Regions from separate parts of the Homo sapiens genome. Here region 2 is linked to region 1. A link is a contact called in ENCODE Hi-C or POLR2A ChIA-PET data. All regions are on one chromosome and are shown on one strand. The core of a region is the stretch at or near the end of the contact, and the rest is flanking DNA. Distances in the headings are between cores, read along the strand shown.

Evidence for each region. A loop is a pair of places that touch in the nucleus more often than their neighbours do. ChIA-PET counts read pairs that join two places held with the same protein, here RNA polymerase II (POLR2A).
Region 2: a map of Calu3 shows a loop between it and region 1 (2.3-fold over the local background). The contact joins the enhancer-like site here to the promoter of PAPSS2 in region 1. A Hi-C loop is called at or near these places in 2 of 168 maps with a recorded cell type or tissue (Caco-2 and Calu3). POLR2A ChIA-PET finds 5 or more read pairs at or near these places in 1 of 52 experiments (CD8-positive, alpha-beta memory T cell).

Annotation. Positions count from the first base shown.
Region 1 is chr10:87,656,618-87,663,497 of GRCh38, forward strand. It overlaps PAPSS2 (3'-phosphoadenosine 5'-phosphosulfate synthase 2), which reads left to right and starts at 3,261. Exons shown (of 13, transcript NM_001015880.2): 1 at 3,261-3,391. The coding sequence starts at 3,365. RefSeq lists a silencer at 3,009-3,248.
Region 2 is chr10:87,580,757-87,587,713 of GRCh38, forward strand. No RefSeq gene overlaps it. Among named protein-coding and RNA genes, the nearest start is that of PAPSS2, 76 kb to the right of the region's middle. Within about 2 kb of position 5,560, at least 2 of the 41 ENCODE cell types and tissues checked have a DNase peak (open chromatin) inside an H3K27ac peak, as active enhancers do.

The sequences.
Region 1 (6,880 bases), core at 2,011-4,510:
CAGGTCTTGTTCAGCATTTATGCATTACAACCACGAGGGGGCAATATAGTCACATTCCTTGTAATGACCACCCAGTGGTGTTGCCTCCACGTTAGAGCCCCTAATATGATGAGCCCCCCTAAAATGCATTGGAGAAACTGTGGCATAAACATCTCACCAACACTGGCATTCTTTGTATATCCTTCTCCTGTTTATTTGGAGGAGTTGACTGATTCTATCTTTTCTAAACAATATAAGGATCAACTAGCAATCACCATTTTATTAAGTTATGCAAGTGCAGACAGCTTCTGGAAGGAAGAAATGAAAATGAGATGGTGGAGAAGGGGTGGTACAGGGGAAACCTTCATGTAAATGTTATCAGTAGTATCAGGGATGATCAATTGGCACAATGTTATCTATGGTGTTTTTCAGGGAAGTCTTGGAGGGAACACTACTGAAGAAGTTACAGATTCTGTGTCTATATGAAGCAGAAGACCTCAATCCTTCCTCTGTCCCCTGAATGAGTCTTCTCCCAGTTCCTATATGTCCGAATCATAGGCTCCGAAAATTAAGTTTCTCGTTGCTCATATCTTTTCAGAAGGAATGTCCTCTCCTAAGAGCAAGAGGGTAGTGAGATGAAAAAGAAATCTATTGCCTTTAAAAGGAAAGACCCTGAGAAAATAAAAAAAGAGTGTTTTGCTTTTTAGTAAACTGCTGTGCTGAATCACGACTAAATTGGTGATCTGTGACATCAAAGGGTCATAAACAGCCTAGCTTGAGTCCAAAAGAACTGAGGCCTCCATTTTCACAGTAAAAGAATGCCTATTCCAAAATAATTTTTGAGAATGAATGAAATCTAAAACAAGATAAGCAGTCCTGTTTACAGTTATCATGGGGTATTGAAATAGTTGGCGTGGAAGTTGGGTGACTCAGTGGGCAGGACATTTGGGGTCAGAGCACTTGGGAAGTCAGGCTGACCTGCGTTAAAGCCTCAGCTCTGCTCCTAACTAGTGACTACGGTCAGATGCCCTCCCTTCCCTAAGCGCCAGTTTTACATTGCTCATATGTAAAATACAGGAATGGGGAAATTGGACAAATGATCTCACAACCTCTCCCAGATCTAAACAATCATATATTTCTTTTCCAGGAAGTAGCTTACGTATTTGTCCTTAACTTCCTGTTTCAAGAAGACAGCTTTTTGTTTTTAGATGCAATATAAAAACAAAATAACAATCACGCAAATTGCTATTTTTCTTTTTTTTTTTTTGAGATGGAGTTTCACTCTTGTTACTCAGGCTGGAGTGCAATGGCGCAATCTCGGCTCACTGCAATCTCTGCCTCCCGGGTTCAAGCGATTCTCCTGCCTCAGCCTCCCAAGTAGCCGGGATTACAGGCATATGCCATCACATCTGGCTAATTTTGTATTTTTATTAGAGACAGGGTTTCATCATGTTGGTCAGTCTAGTCTCGAACTCCTGATACCAGGTGATCTGACTGCCTCGGCCTCCCAAAGTGCTGGGATTACAGGCATGAGCCACCGTGCCAGGCCGCAAATTGCTATTTTTCAATTCACATTTACTTTACCTTTTCTTAGGGCAAGATCTGGCAGAGTCTAAGATATGGTGGAAACTAATATAAAAGGATTTTTCCAATGAAATAAGAATAGGATGTTGCTATTTAAACTTCATATACATTTAAAATGTGCTAGTTTGTATGCAGAACAGAAACTCAAACTCAGTATTTGCCCCTAGCTGCTTACATTGGAAGGCAGTGGTGGCAGTTTACTCAAAATGAGTAAGAAAATAAATCAGCTTACAACTCTAGACTGTACAGACATGCAGGCTGCCTTTTACGTTTCTGACTCCTGATTTATTTTTCTTTCCCACCTTCCCACGGCGAAGGGCAGTCAATGAATACTCAGATCAAGTGTCTGTCTGGAAAGCTGGCAGTCTTCCAGAAATACAATTAGGTATGAAAGAAAAGTCCCATCCCTCACCTCCATAGAATATTACTCCAACTCTTTCACAGCAGGAACACTAGAGTGGGAATGAGAAGTGTGGCCCTTGTGTGTTACGTTACTTCTTTTGAGAGTATGGTCATATCCATCCGTTTGTAGCATTACACAAGGAGTCAGTTAAGGTACAAGGGGTGTGAGACCCAGTGACTGCCCCCAAAGTGCTTGTCACTAGAGCTTCTCTCCCTCACCTCTACTTGGCCTTGACATTTGGGTTCGTTCAGAGGGTTGCCCCATACTGCCTTTGGGTTCGTTCAGAGGGTTGCCCCATACTGCCTTCTGGTAAAATCTTGGCGCCCTAGGCCTAAGCCTGCTCATCTTGTGCCTCCTTTTCCTCCTCCTCAGGGCCCATTCCAGTGGAACAGAAGTGCTACTTTGGGGGTGGACTGAAACAAGTTGCTGGGCTTCCATTGGCCATTGCCACTTGCTTGTCGTTGTGAGGAGGGGCCGTGCCTCCACAGGCCCATACCTGTAACCTGACGATACTGTTGTGAGCGGGAATGGAGGAAGTGCATGGAAGCCCCTCAGCACGATGCATAGTGAACAGACAAGCTGTGAACCTTGGGAGTTATCACCATGTGTGATGATGCTGGTGAAGAAAGCCTGCACTGAGGAGGCTGTCAGCCTGGGTTTGAATCCCCTCATTTGGAATATAATCTTGGCAAAGTCTGAAAGCCTCAATTGCTCGTTTGTAAAACTGGAAGATAGTAGGACTTGCTGCCCGGGGTCGGGGCAGGATGGAGGGGGCCCATGAGAATTAAGGCAGAGCCCAGCGGAGTGCATTGTAAGGATCCATGAGTGTGAACCTTCGTTTTTACTACTGCATATGAGGATCCTGCCAACAAACCTGGCGGCTTCAAGCATCCTTGCCCTTAACCAAATAAGCTCTTAGGTCCTAGAGGCAGGAAGACTTCCTTGAAGAGGCGCGGGAGGCTGGTGAGGGGAGTGGAGGACGCTCTGGGACCCTCTGGGGGTGGGGCGGGCGGGGTGAACTTGACCCCAGGCCGCGTGCCGGGCGTGCCATCTGCCGCTCCGCTGCAAGGTCTCGCCCGGGACCGGGGCTGGCGGAGCGCGCGCCCGCGAGTAGGGGCCGGGCCGGGGACCCCGCCTAGGCGGCGGCGGCCGGGTCCCCAAGGCTGGGCGCTGCTTGCGGAACCGACGGGGCGGAGAGGAGCGTGGCGGGAGGAGGAGTAGGAGAAGGGGGCTGGTCAAGGGAAGTGCGACGTGTCTGCGGAGCCTTTTTATACCTCCTTCCCGGGAGTCCGGCAGCCGCTGCTGCTGCTGCTGCTGCTGCTGCCGCCGCCGCCGCCGCCGTCCCTGCGTCCTTCGGTCTCTGCTCCCGGGACCCGGGCTCCGCCGCAGCCAGCCAGCATGTCGGGGATCAAGAAGCAAAAGACGGTAGGCTTCCAGGCGCCGGCTTCCCTCCCCGCCACCGCACTGCACGCGCCGACCCCCAACCCCCAATTCCCCGGCACTTGGGTCCCACCCTCCCCGGGAGGGGGCGTCGGGAGGAGGAGTAAGAGTGGGGCACGGAGGGAAGCAAGAGAAAGAGGCTCTGTGTGGAATTCCCGGGGCAGTCCTCGCCCCGCAGCCCCTCTCCACCCCGCGACTCTGGGAATCTGCGCTCCTTGGGGTCGCCGCGCCCGCGAGAGACCTCCCGAGCTTCTCAAGTGGGTCCGGATCTAGATCCAGGACCAGGGACAGGAAATCCCCTTTCTTTCCCAAGAGCTCTTCCAGACCCGCCTTTTCTTCTGTAGGGTCTCGGAGCAGATCGAGCTGACTCCCGTTCTGCCAGGTCTGGTCGCTGGGGTTTTGTCTATGGGAACTTCCTTGGAGTGGGCTTTAATGACGGACTTTCATAGAGGAAACTGCAATTATCAAAGCAAACTGGAGGAAATTGCATTTCTACACTGGCGGGATTTAGCCCTCTAGCTTGATTTCGGCATTGGGTGGCATCTCGAGTTCAGTAATGAGGGGTGAGGGTGCCCCTCGGTTTGGTGGAGTAAGATGAGGGGACTGTGTTGAGGAGGCACACTTTTACCCAGAATTAATAATCTGAGCTGTCCTCCTTTAATGGGAAATATGAGGGCGTGTCAAAGAGAAAAGTTTCTTTCCCAGCAACATGGGCACCTATAAATTTTGCATTCTTAAAAATGGCAGCAGTTCTATTTGTCAATTATACCCCAATAAACTGAAAAAAAAAAAAAAAAAAAAAAAAAAAAAACCGGGAGCAGTAATCATAGACTCTTAGAGTTGGATGGCGCCTTCTAGACAGCACTGGGGCCACGTCAGATGTGGTCAGCAAGCCTTGATAAAATCCTACTCAGCAGTTTGGCCGCTGAACATTCTATCTTCAGCCACCACCCTGCAAGCCTCAGATGATTGTACTGGTTACTGAATGGGTTGACCTCTCTCTAGTAGATAGACGTGCAATGGACACATAGTAGGTGCCTGATAAATGTTTATTCTTATATAATGTGTATTACCGAAATATCTTTGAGGTGTATTTGTGGTGGGCCGGGGAGAGGTTTAAAAAAAAAAACAAAATATAAAGCCAAGAAGTGGGGAAGGAGTGTGGAGGGGCCATGCAGGGCTAGAAGGGTCATTTGAGCAGCAAGAGAACAGGGTGGGGGCTCTGTGGCTCCAGGGACCATACTGGACCAGCAGGAGGGTCCAGGGTGTAGGTGGCATCAATTTGGGAAGGGACATTTATCAAAATCCAGCTGCCTTTCTCAGGAGTAATTTTTAAGTGGGGGACTCTCAGCGTTGTAACATATTTTTGAAATAATAAATGAAAATCACTTGTATTTTGTTCCTATTTAATGCGATTAATTTCTGTAAAATCCTAAATAGTGTCTTCTAAATGGCAAGCCGCTGTGCCAGTAGCTTTTTATATCAGTGGGGTTTTAATTCCCACCTTCCTGCTTGCATCAAGAATTCCTTCTCAGTTGTGATGGGGGACTTTGTCAAGCATTAGAAAGGGACGAGGTGGTCTCTCCTCTTGATGCCTCCAGTCGGCAGGAGCCCAGGAAGAGGAGGGTTTGAGAACAGGGTCATTACAAATCAATTGCGGGGGCTCTGCACAGTCAGAAGCAGTGAGAAATTTGAGGGCCGGAGGGTTTGGTTTTTGTATTTACACATTCTGAACCTTCTATTTTTTGTTAGGTGGGTGTATGTGTGTGTCTGTTTTATACAGCATTAAATTAACTCCTGAAACAGCTAACTGAAATAGAACTTTTCTGAATTTTGATTTAGTCTAACGCAGTTATAACCCAGGCACCAACCCAAGTTCCCAAAAGGGCTAGATAGGTACTATCGGTACTATTTACAGCAAGCCAGCTGTAAATGCATGTGGAATCTCTCAAGCTTTGAATGTTCATTCAAAATGTGTTTTGAAACCTTGCAGGCCAAAGCAAAATCTGTCCGCTTGTGTGACCTCTGAACTAATCAATTGTTTGATAAGTATTGCTGACCTCACAAGCTAGCCTAGGAGTGAGACTGAGCTGATCTTTTACGGTCTTATAGGAATCATCACATTGTTTACTGCACTGTCAACAGAGGACAGTTAATTCACACAGCAGCCACTACAGTAACTTCAAATATTTGTTGAGCACCTACTGTATGCCAGGTGGTATACTGGGTGGGGGAGGCGGAAAAGGAGATACCTCTTTTCCAGGTTTTTTTGGCCACACTCTCTGGATGAATATTGCCTTTCAGTTCAGACCACTCTAGGAAGAGGAGATAGTTTTGGTTTAAATGAGAGAGTGTAGGATGACTTTTTCATAAGCTTTAGAAAAAATAAATTAAGTGTTCTTTTATAAAGGAAGGTAGCACATTCCTTCTGTTTTATGCATCTTTACCATGGAAACCAAAGAAACAGCTACCAGTCACATTCATCCCTTCATCATTTCCACCCCTCACTTACCTCCAACCCTGGCTACCCTCCCACCCCCACCCCCTATACACACACATAGACACCTAGGAGAGGGAAAGGGACAGACTGCCTCTAGGGGACTGGAAAGAAGGGAAGGCAAAGGCCTGGGCCTTTCCTCTTACATCATTTCCTGGATTAACATTTTTCAAGGCCCACAGACAGTGCTGTTATGTTCTGGAGACACCCAATCTGAAAACATTGACTGAGATATTAAGTTATTTCCGAAGGATCAAATAGGAAAACAATTGGAAAGGAGTGAAAAGATACTGAAAACCACAGCGCTCTCCATAGATGTAAGGGATTATCAACCTTTTCCTTATTTATTTTCTTTCTTTCTTTTTTTTTTTGAGACAGAGTCTCACTCTGTCACCCAGGCTGGAGTGCAGTAGCGTGGCATGATCTCAGCTCACTGCAACCTCCGCCTCCCGGGTTCAAGCCATTCTCTTGCCCCAGCCTCCCAAGTAGCTGGGATTACAGGCACCACCATCATGCCCTGCTAATTACCTTTTCCTTATTTTCAGAATTGTGCACAGTATAACATTATTTTTCTAGAAGTAGCCACTTTTTTTTTTTTTTTTTTTTTTTGAGATGGAGTCTCGCTCTGTCACCCAGGCTGGAGTGCAGAGAAGCGATCTCGTCTCACTGCAACCTCCGCCTCCCGAGTTCAAGCAATTCTCCTGCCTCAGCCTCCCGAGTAGCTGGCACTACTGGTGTGTACCACCACGCCCAGCTAATTTTTGTATTTTTAGTAGAGACGGGGTTTTGCCACGTTGGTCAGGCTGGTCTCGAACTCCTGACCTCAGGTGATTCACCCACCTTGACCTTCCAAAGTGCTGGGATTGCAGGCTTGAGCCACTGCCCCCAGCCAGAAGTAATTACTTTTAAAACTATATAAAGACACTACCGAAGGCAAGACATGAATTCTAGATGAGCAACTACTGGAAGGAGGGACA
Region 2 (6,957 bases), core at 4,310-6,809, 74 kb before region 1:
TTAAGTATGCCCTAAATATTGCATAGGACATACTTAATAAGTTAAGTGAACTGTAACTCGATAAATTATTGGTAAGATCAGTGATTTTTATGCTGGAGAAGCACTGGCTTGGAAGAAATTGGAGTTTTGAAACAAAAGAATAAACTCCACAAAGTATGTGGATATGGATGTACATACGTGGGGGCAGGGGGGAATGGTGGGAAAGGCAAAGAAAATTAGTTAATGTTAGAAATCCAGAAATTTATCCAGGATTGATTAACATATTCTCTTAAAAAGAATTTTCATGAGGTTGGTTAACAACAACAAAATCAACAAGTTTGTAAGAACCAATTGCTTAAAGCCTGTACCAACAGGATCTGAGTTTGGTACTGTCTTACTCCATTTTCTGTTTATATCAGAATACCTGAAATGGAGCAATTCATAAGAAATGAAATTTATTTCTTACAGTTCTGGAGGCTGGGAAGTCCAAGGTCAAGGGGGTGCAGCCAATGAGAGCCTTCTCTTCTTGCGGGTAGGGATCTTCTGCAGAATCCAGAGGAGGCACAGGACATCGCATGGCTAGGAGCTGAGCTTGCTAGCTTAGGTTTCTCTTCCTCTGCTTATAAGGCCACTAGTCTCATGCTCATGATAATTACCATTAACCCACTAATTCATTAAGCATGAATAGATTAATGGATTTGTGAATTAATGGGTTATTACGGATTAATCCATTCATGAGGGCAGAGCCTCATGACCCAATTACCTCTTTTTTTTTTTTTTTTTGAGGCAGTGTCTCATTCTGTCGGCTAGAGTGCAGTGGCAAGATCACAGTTCACTGAAGCTCTGACCTCCTTGAGCTCAGGTGATCCTCCCACCTCAGCCTCCCAAATAGCTGAGACCACACGTGTGCACCACCATGCCCAGCTAATTTTTGTATTTTTTGTAGAGATGGGATTTCACCATGTTGCCCATGCTGGTCTCAAACTCCTGGGCTCAAGCGATCTGCCCGCCTCAGCCTCCCAGACTGCTGGGATTATAGGCATGAGCCACCTCGCCTAGCCCCAATCACCTCTTAAAGGCTTCACCTCTCAATACTGCCACATTGGGAATTAAATTTCAACGTGAGTTTTGGAGGGACATTCAAACCATAGCAGGCACGTTACAACTTTTCAGCAGACTGAAATGGTATGGTTCTTGGCTTCTTTTCAAAGTGTAAATCTTCCTTTCAGGCTCTTAATATGTCAGACTCTGCATCTATTCTCTTCTCTCCTAATAGCACTGCCAGGTCTAAGATTCTTTCACTGGTGGGTGGATGGTGCATGCTGGACCAGCTGAAAAGTCGCTGAGTCTACTACTCTACAGAACACAGTCTATGCTTGAAACTACGGGGAAGTGTTCAAAAGAAAACATGTCTGACCTTCAAGAGTTTGTAATCCTATTGGAAAAGTCTAGAGAAAAGATGATAGATAATTGTCAAATTGAGTCACTTCATGGAACACATGTTCTATGAAGGCTCAGTTGGTTTCACCACTGTATCCCCAGTACATAGAAGAGTACCTTGCAAACAGTGGTTGCCCCGTAACATTTGATGAATGAATAAATCAGTGTCGGCTGCATTCACCAAGGCAGGCTTAATAAAGCAGTTTAGACTGAAATGGGACTTAAAGATCTGGCTGAACAGAAAGTGTCATCATCATCATCATCATTGCAGCTGCTATTTACTGTGAAACAGGTTCTGAGCACAGTACTTGATAATAATTATACACATGTTCTAATAGCCCTTAAACATTTAGGTATATCTGGCCCAAAAGCCCATTTTGCTTCTGCAAATCAGCTTTAACATCATCTCAGGGAGACATTCTCTGACCATCCTATCAAAAAGCATTTCTTCTTGCTATTCTCTATCTCAGCCCACTGTGCTTTAATAGTATTTATGACAACTTAGTGTGAGTTTATTAAATGATTTTTGGCTGTCTCTATAGTCCATGAGGGCAAGGGGTATGTCTGTCTTATTACTGCTGTGTCTTCAGCACCCATCTGCCAGCTCATTCCCTGACACTTAGTAGGCATCCTATAAATATTTACTGAACAAATGCATTTGGTTTTTAGGCCTGTCTGCACAGAATCATCTCAGCTTAAACAAAAAAACAGAAAACCAAAAAATATAACCATCAAGCTCTTATCCCAGAGATATTCAAAGGTAGATATTTGAAGCCCACGCATGTTTTTTTCTCTTTTAAAATTCTTTAAGTGAATCTAATACATAGCCAAACACAAGAATTTCAATGAGTGGATGCCACTGTAAGGAAACCATATGGATCCACATTAAAATCTGATGGATACATTTTTTGTCTATGCAATCTTTCAAAGAAAGCTTCATAGAACTTTCTCTAAGAAGCACATTGGCCATGACCTTTGCCTCAATGTAAACTTGTTTCATACCTAATCGTACTCATCCTGTTCTCTCTAACTTTAAAAGTAAGAAAATACCAGCATCAGCAGCAAACACTTGAATTAAAATTTGTTGTCTGTGACCCTTAAACATATGAAGAGATGCTCAACCTCATTCAAAATAAGAGACGTGAAACTACAACTATACTGAGATATCACTTCTTATCCGTCAGATGGCAAAAATTCAAAAGGATGACAACATATTTTATTTGCAGGACTACAGGGAAACAGCTTCTCTAATACATTGCTGATGGGAATGCAAAAATAAACCAAATGAAGGGAAATTTGTTCATTTCTGGCAATATTATATATGTATATACCTTTTGTCGTGGCAATGCTACTTCTAGAAATCTATCCCAAAGGTGCACTGACATAATGGCATACACTCAAGATTTTCACTGTAGTATTATTTATAATAACAAAAGAAAAACACAAATGTCTATAAGTAGAGAATTGGTTGAATAAACTATGGTACAAACATATGATGGTCTAGGCAGCACCCCCCGCCCCCTTACACAAAAATGAGGAAGCCTTCTATCTACTGGTATGGAGTAATCTCTAGAATATATTTTTAAGTGAAGAAAGCAAGGCGCACAACAGTATTTAGAATATGCTATTCTTTGTGTCGAAAATGGAGGGAAATCTGAATATATATATATATATATATAAGCATTTGTCTATATTTTCAAAAATAATAAAAGGATAAGTCAAAAATAAAATATATAAGGGAGCAAAAGGAAAAAAAATTAGACTTTTTAAAAATTATTTTTTATTTAATTAATTATTTTTCTTCAACTTTTAAGTTCCAGGGTTCATGTGCAGAATGTGCAGGTTTATTACATGGGTGAACACGTGCATGTCATGGTGGTTTGCTGCACAGATTAACCCAGCACCCAGGTATTAATCCTAGCATCCATCAGCTATTCTTTCTGAGGCTCTCCCTCCCCCCATCACCCCCAGCAGGCCCCAGTGTGTGTTGCTCCCCTCCATGTGTCCATGTGTTCTTATCATTCAGCTCCCACTTATAAGTGCGGACATGTGGTGTTTGGTTTTCTGTTACTGCATTAGTTTGCTGAGGATAATGGCTTCCAGCTCCATCCATGTTCCTACAAAAGACATGATCTCGTTCCTTTTTATGGCTGCATAGTATTCAATGGTGTATATGTAACACATTTCATTTATCCAGTCTAGCATTGATGGGCATTTGTGTTGATTCCATTGTCTTTACTATTGTGAATAGTGCTGCAATGAACATATGCATGCATGTATCTTTCTAATAGAATGACTTATATTCGTTTGGGTATATACTCAGTAATTTATTTATTTTTTGAAACAAAGTCTCACTCTGTCGCCCAGGCTTGGGTACAGTGGTGCCATCATAGCTCCCTGCAGCCTCAACTTCCCTGGCTCAGGTGATCCTCCCACCCCAGCCTACCCTGGTAGCTGGGACTACAAGTCACACTGCCAAGGCCCGGTATTTTTTTCTAATTTTTGTAGAGACAGGGTCTCACTATGTTGCACAGGCTGGTCTTGAACTCCTGGGCTGAAGTGATCCACTCACCTCGGCCTCCCAGAGTGCTAGGATTATTAGCATGAGCCACCACACCTGGCCATCTTCCCTAAATATACCTCATTTTTAATTTTCATTTGGTGACTAGGTAAATGTTTTATATAATTAAAAAACAAAACTAAGTAAAAAAAAAAGAAGTAACCACCAAGATGAAAAAAAAACACAAACAAAATAACCAGTATATCAGGTTGATGACATAACTACACTGAAAAGAATTATTTCACATTAAAACACTGGATATTAGGGTATATACTAAGCAAAAAGAAGTGAAACATATTCGATAGTCTTATTTTTTCTCAACCTCCAAACATAGCAAAATCAGTAGTCTTATTATTGATGGTTATACTGTTTTATATTTTGGTACTATTTACATAAAATATGTTGTTAGTAACCTATTTTTTTAGCTGCAAACCTGAAATCAAAGATATTAAGTAAAACCTTTATAATCTTAACTTAAATTGGAAATACCAGTATAAGCTTGTGATTTTTTTCCTCTCTAAAAAATACGTATTTCATAGCTCTGCCCACTGAAAAGTTTTAAGAACCATGATAACCCAGTAGCAATTTCCAGATGATGTTCTCTAAATACCATTCGCACTAGAAGGAACCAGGACACCTTGAAGAAATGGCTGACTCCTGGTATGGGGCAGGAGTGTACAAAATGACCCTGGCACATTTTTGTGCTGAAAGCAAGAAAATGCTCACAGTCTGATGGGGTCATGTCAAAAGGACTGGAGCCAATCTGCAGGGACTTCTAACTGGCCATAGATGAGACAAATTAAGCACCAAATTTGATGGAAACTCATTGAACATAGAAAAATCTATGAGTTCAAAATAATGCTGAGTACCGAATAATACTATTTGTGAGTTCAAAATAATACTGAAAAATATACATATCCAAAACAAATTAAAAAAACTGTTCACCATCAGAGGTAGCTAGTGCTCTAACAGCATATTTTGAAAATTGGCCACTAAAAGGAAAGAATTAAACATTTACCTTGCTTGGCACCATTGTAGTTTTATTTGTGGAGCTGCCACACAAATCTGGAACTGCCCAACTTTTAAAATATTTTACATGCAAGAGAAACCCTAGGTGTTCGAGTCTCTTTATTGGGGTTTCTGTTTTACACAGTGGAACCTAATTGTAACTGATACAACATGTAGAAATGGAACTCTATTTTCTTAAGAAATGAGGTTGATTTCTTCACTACCAACTGAAATGAAGGCTGTTGAGACAGAAATAACTTGACAAAGATTTATTGGAAGCCAGATTTGATGATTGACCTGGGAAGACACACCAACAAAGTTGGGTGTATTCCAAAGTCCATTACAAGTTAGAATGTTTTTATCAGAAAGTGTAGAAGGGAGGAAGACTCCTCATTTTGGAGTTGTCCTTTTCATTGCAGGGTACAATGCAGAGATTACAACCGTTGGCTACAGATGACAACATATAGCCTAGAATGTTTTATGCACAAGGTTACCAGTAAAACGGAACGATTCAGAAACAAATTAATGTCCTTTTCAATGTCAGTAGGTTATGTATTAATCAGTATGTCAACACTTTGAGGAAACTCATGATAAGACTTGAGTAACCTACAATAAGATTCTTTAGTGAAGGATAGAATGTAGCCATGAGTCATAAGACCTTCCCTAGGTAATTTGGCAGCCTGCCAAATCCTACTTATTATCCCAAACAGCTAGAATCTCTTCAACTTTTGCTCACTGTATAGTTTCTTGCCTTCTGTCAATCCCCCTTATTGAAATAATAATTATAAATCAGGGGCACATAATTTCAGCTCAGAAAGCAGATTCCTGGTTCACAAGAATTAAGTACAGTTTTCCATGGCAGCCTTTCCATATTGAAAGATATAAACAACATTTTAAGGATGGTGGGGAGGAAAAGAGAAAGATGATGGGAATTTTGTGAAACAGTGACATTTGAGCAAAAATGGATGAAAGACCACACTCTAGTAGGCATGCTATAAAAAGAACGGGGGTATCAACTTCAGATTCATAATCAACTAATACTTAGTCAAGGATGTTCTGGGCCAGGCCTTTTGCTAAAGGATTTCCCATACATTTTCTGATTTAATCACCACTGATTTGATCTCAGGTCTCTATTTTTTGCCATGTGTTTTTTCTTCCTTCATCAAACTTTTATTAATTATAAATGAGATGTTGACATTTTGCCTTTTTTGTTGTTGTCATAGAGATGGGGTTTACACTATGTTGCCCAGGCTGGTCTTAAACTCCTGGGCTCAAGCAATCCTCCCACCTCAGCCACCCAGAGTGCTAGGATTACTGTTCATTTTGCCTTTTTTTTTTTTTTTAATCACCACCCTTCCCTGGAGGTGCTAATTAAAAGTAAAGTAGCCAGAAGCCACATTGGAGAAGCCTGTTGTGGATCCCCAACAATGTCTACGGCCCTGAAAGCTGTGAATACTTTAGGTTACTTGGCACAGGAGAATTAAGGTAGAAAATGGAATTAAGCTTGCTAATCAACTGACTTTGAGAGGGGTAGATGAGCCTGGATTATCCAGGTGGGACCAATGTAATCACAAAAGTCCTTAAATGTGGAAGGGGAGGTAGAAGGAAAGGTCAGCGTGATGTGTTGGGATAAAAACTCCACCAGCAGTCACCGGCTTTGAAGATGGCAGAGGGCCACGTTCCAGGGATGTGCATGGCTTCTGGAAGGAAGAAAGAACAAGAAAACACATTCCTCTCTAGAGCTCCCATAAGAGGTACAGCCCTGCCGACACCTTCATGTTAACCCAGTGAGACCCGTTTCAGACTTCTGGCCTCCAGAACTGTAAGAGAATAAATGTAAATTGTTTTAAGCCAACAAGTTTGTGCTAATGTGTTAGAGTAGTAATAGAAAATTAATGCCTCTGGGTATGGCTACAAATTGAAAGAAAAACACTCCACAGATGATCCAGTAGATTCGATGCCTCACAGGT